Regions from separate parts of the Homo sapiens genome. Here region 2 is linked to region 1. A link is an interaction called in ENCODE POLR2A ChIA-PET data of the cell type or tissue named here. Cell type or tissue: MCF 10A. All regions are shown on one strand.

Region 1 (2,500 bases):
AAGATTTTCTAAGACTGTGAAGACAAAGTCCAGATTAGAGATTCATTTCCCACATGAACCACCCGTAGGTTGCCTGCCTATCCCCAGCTGGGAAAACCATCTCACCAAAGAGTATACGATATCCTAGGAAGGTGTATCATCTTCCCACGTTCAGAAGAGGGTGGACCACCTCACCTTTGGATTAGGGTGCCGGCCGATGACAAGGCGAACGGGTCCTGGAGGGCATTTACTCAAGATGGCGTGGACTTTGCTTAAAGCAGCATGGCGGACGTTGACGGAGTTCACTTCCAGGATTTGATCCCCGCGGCTAGGGAGGGCAACAGAATCCACACTCTGTGTTAGCAGCCAGCTTCTTAAAGCTAAAATAGCCTTCTTGCTAGGAGAGGTTTATAATATGAAATCTTTTCTGAATACTTTAAAGAAGCTCATATCTTTTCCCGTTGGCATACATGTAAAAATGCAACACATTCATAAAAACACATTCGATTTTAAGTGGGCAAAGGTCATTATGCATATTTACTGGCATTTTCAGAAACAGCAAAGTCAAATAAAATTGATAATAAGGACAATGATGAAACCTACCATATTTTGAGCATATACTATATGCCAGGCACTGTACAAAGCATGCTGTATAACAAAGCTTTGAGTAAGTAAAATTATTCCCATTGTGCAGATAGGAACACAGGCTCAGAGGGGTCACCCAGATGTCACACACTGTTGAACTAACTCGGGTCCGTCTGACTGTCAACCATCACATGACAGAACCCCTCGACCACCAGCAGTTCTCTCTTCCTACCATCTTGAAATGATTATTATAATATAACTTAAGGAGGAAATAGCTGAGGCTCAAAGGTTACCCAACAATTTGTAAAAACGTTTCAAATTTGAACAAATGAGAAATTGGGGACAAGTTGCCCATTTTGACTGGAAATTACAGGGAGAGAAGTCAGTAGGAGAGAACAAAGACTCTTTATATGGGATTTGAAGAATGTTCATTTGGCAGGCTCCAGACATATGGAATCATTCAAGAAAGAAACATCATCTTGGGATGTCATTAAAGGATTTTTTTCCTTGGGTTCTAAAAGTATATTTTCTTTAATGTACTTTGGATGATTTGCTAAATTTTTTTTCATATGGAAATTTACTCTAATGATTAACTAAAAACATAATATAAGCTATTAACAGGGCCCCAAAATGGCAACCTCAATGAATGCCATTTTGACAATCCCTTAACCACTAAAGGACTTGGAAGTTTACAGGGCAGAAAGATGAAACTGTTAGCACAGGGTGCTTTGTGCAATACACGTACATTCTTGTGACGTTTAGGTGGGCACTGACTCACTGCAATTTCTATATAATAGAACACCTAGATATTTCTTGTGTAAACAGAACGCCCATGTTACAACTCAACTATCTGGATTAAGAAATCAGACACTCAGTGACTTCAGTAAGTAGACACCTAGACATGGCCATTCAACAAGGAATGAAAATGACAGGAAAAGTTTGAGAGAATACTTAATAAGAAATGCCTCCTATTCAAGGGCACAATTTCAGGACTGTTTGGCATCAAGTGATTCTGAACCATTTCAGCAGTTCCAGTATTTCATATGAATTTTATATATGTGAATATAAAATGAAAGAAAATATTGAGCTAATCATAGATATCTGTATAGAGTTGTATCTTGTCAAGTTTCTGAAACTGGACTTCTGAGACCAAATAGAACAAAATAAGCAGGGAAGCCAAGATCTAGAGTTCTCAAATTCAACCAAATTTCATTTATATTAACATTTACATTTTTGGAGATGCTATTAATTGTAGTCTTGGCTACGTTCTTGGAAAGAATTCAAAGCTTCAACATCCCTCAAAGGGAAGTAATAGAACAAATATCACACGTGTATATTTCATATTTATGAACACTCCAGAACCTTACACTATCAGGCAAACAACAAACCTCAGGTTGCTCTCCATCTTGGCCACTGATCCTGGAGCAAGGCTGTGAATGTAGATGCCAGGAGGACTGTTTTCCAGAGCCAAGCAGCAGGCACCAATGCCTAATCCAACTCTTGGCTCTGTGAGAGGCACCATTCAAAGAAAATAAAAACAAAAATTACACAATCACTAGAAAAAATGTGTAACTGATTTGAAACAGAATTAATATCTATTCAGACCAATAACCATTTATTTCTGGTCCAGACTCAGAATGTAAATCCAGCTTTTCCTTGTCAACACTTGCCACTGCTGTTAATAGAATGAGCCCATGGCTAACCTGGGAGCTAGTTACGGACTGAATTATCCGACGGTCAACTCTCTGCTTAGTCTAACTAACCTCCTCACATCTGTTTTTAGAAATAGGCAGGCTATAAGTAACGTTTTTATTCTAGGTACACAAACTCAAGCTTTCTTTTGCTTTTCTTTTTAACACATAATCTCTTGGTTGTTTAATCTTCCATCATGTTTCTAGAGTAGGTGGGGAGGAAAAAGAAACAGGGATGAAAAGCA
Region 2 (2,500 bases), 140 kb after region 1:
AAATACAAAATTAGCTGGGTGTAGGGGCACACGCCTGTAGTCCCATCTACTCAGGAGGCTGAGACAGAATTGATTGAACCTGGGAGGCAGAGGCTGCAGTGAGCCGAGATCGCGCCATTGCACTCCAGCCTGGGCGACAGAGCGAAGACTCTGTCTCTAAAAAATAAAAATAAAAAAACCAGAAGCCTGTACAGCCTGCAGAACTGTGGGCCAATTAAACCTCTTTTCTTTATAAATTACCCAGCTTCAGGTATGTCTTTAGAGTAGTGTGAGAACAGACTAATACAAGTCTCACAGGCACCTCTACTCTGAGCTCTTGGGAAATCCTTCCAGAATTTCTTTATTTCTATACATCCTTCAATGGAAAGGGATATTTAATGTTTATTTTTGAGAAAGGGTCTCACTCTGTCACCCAAGCTGGAGTGCAGTGGTGTGAACATGGCTCACTGCAGCCTCAACCTCCTGGGCTCAAGTGATGCTCCTGCCTCAGCCTCCTCAGTAGCTGGGACTGCAGGCACCCATGGCAGGGTAAGTTCTGTATTTTTTGTAGCAACAGGGTTTTGCCATGTTGCCCAGGCTGGCCTCAAGCAATCCTCCCACCTTGGCCTCCCAAAGTGCTGGGATTATAGACGTGAGCCACTGCACCCATCCAGATCTCACTTTTTATTTCCTTCTTAACTCTCCTTGGCCACAAGTTTACAATATTCTCTGACAAGTGTCAGATGCAATAATCGTCCCAATCCTGTGGCTCCCAAGGGTTTTCTGGATCCAGTGCAAACTCCTGAATGTGGCCACTAAACACTTCAACTGGCTCACCCTGTTTTCCTTGCCAGCTCCATCTGGTTTCCTCCATCTTGTGTGGCAAGATACTGTGTCCCCACCCTTGTTTAAGAGGTAGTGCCTGTCCCTCATCAACCTCCTTCCACTCATGCCAGCCTAAGTTCCCCACATTTGCACATGGTTTTATGGAGTTTATAAACAGTTTCACACAAACTGGGCCTGTCATGATGACAGTTAGCACAGGGCTCTCACTAAAACCAGAAGGATGCTGGTAGGAGGCTCACACTCACTCAAGTGAACTGTCCCATCAAGCCTGTAAGCCCCCTCCCTTCCCCAGGCATCTGGACACTAATTTTTACCTCTAGCTAGATGAAATGCCCTTGCCCAGGAACAGCTATGCAAGGAGGTTTTGTACTGGCTCTATGCAGAGCACAAGGCCTCCAAAGAGAATCAGGAACACCCAGGGATCCATGAAGAAAACAGCTGAACACGTGCAACGTCACAGTCTTGCAAAAGTGACACTCGAGCCAGGGCAAGCCCAATCTAAAAATAGATGCACCTGAATTGGGACATCAGAAGGTGCCAGAAGGCATAAGAACACCACACCTAACTCACCTGGCCTCACTTGCTGGGCTGGGACAGCCAGCGCTCCGGGTATGAGGCAACAAAAAGATGAACAGGCACTGTCATTCAACCCTTGCTCAAGGGCAATCGGGGACCCAGTGGGAGTAGAACCAGGCCTCTACACCTGACTGTGGGTACGCAAGGGCACCCTCCCCTGGAGGGGTTGAGCCTGCTCTACGCAATGCAACTGAAGTAGGGAAGGCAACCCTTGGATACAGCCAACTGTCTCTGAATGACACCGAGGGAGATGAGCCTGCTCCGGGCAGGGCAACCAAAGCCACCAACACAGACACCAATGCCTTCTTCCAGGATGGACTAATGATGAAGGCTTTTTATTTTGTAAACACAGTGTTCTGCAGCTAGAAAATGTCTGGGAGAAAAAACAAGATGGAAAAATAAATTCCAGCGTTAAAAACAAAACAAAACAAACAAAAAACAGTTGTTTACCCTCTACAGATTCAGTCTTTAGACTTTATGAGCACCTACAATCATCAGGAACACATATGGGGCCCCTATCCAACATTCTCTCTCCCACTGTCCCCCCAACACACATATAAGCTGACACTTGGAGTCCCTGCCAAGCCAATCTCCAATAAATTCTTAAAAACAAAAGGCTCCCAATAAAAGATTTCGGAACAAAGCTCCGCTCTGTAGGTACACTGTAAAAAGGAAGTTTTTCCCCATGGACAGAATGAAATCAAGACTGGGCTCAGATAGAAAGGCCAAGTGGATATTAACCTGTCTACATACTACTGGTCCTTTCATCTGTTTTTCAAAAACAGACCTGAAAAGAGTAATATTTGTCTCTACGAAGAGTTAAGTGTTTGAAAAAAAAATTAACACATACACACAAATCAGAATTCCCTTCTCTCACATCCTGGGCCCTGGGTCTTTGAAACTCTCTGGCCTGTATATAGAGCAAATGGTAAGCTTGCCCGCCTTCAGGGTGTTTTCTCCCAAACCCAGAAATGCCCTTCTCCTGGGGACACAGCAGGGCTTTCCTGGAGAGTTTGCCTGCTTCTAGGCTGAAATGTCTGGACGCAAGACAAAGATGGTTCTTTCAGTCAAGAGCCCAGAGGACAAGTAGCAAGGAATA

Evidence for each region. Peaks named below come from ENCODE experiments on the same cell type or tissue, not always from the same donor. Only the 100,000 strongest peaks of a DNase experiment are listed, where the experiment ranks them.
Region 2: POLR2A ChIA-PET joins it to region 1 with 6 read pairs; 1 of 35 experiments calls an interaction of 5 or more read pairs at or near these places.

The regions. Positions count from the first base shown.
Region 1 is chr5:32,058,809-32,061,308 of GRCh38, reverse strand. PDZD2 (PDZ domain containing 2) reads right to left here. Exons shown (of 25, transcript NM_178140.4): 13 at 1,953-2,070; 14 at 175-307. Among named protein-coding and RNA genes, the nearest start is that of GOLPH3, 110 kb to the left of the region's middle. In MCF 10A, no CTCF peak of the experiment used is centred here; a DNase peak (open chromatin) is centred at 1,328.
Region 2 is chr5:31,915,417-31,917,916 of GRCh38, reverse strand. All of the region lies in intron 2 of PDZD2 (PDZ domain containing 2), which reads right to left. Among named protein-coding and RNA genes, the nearest start is that of MIR4279, 19 kb to the left of the region's middle. In MCF 10A, no CTCF peak of the experiment used is centred here; a DNase peak (open chromatin) is centred at 1,346.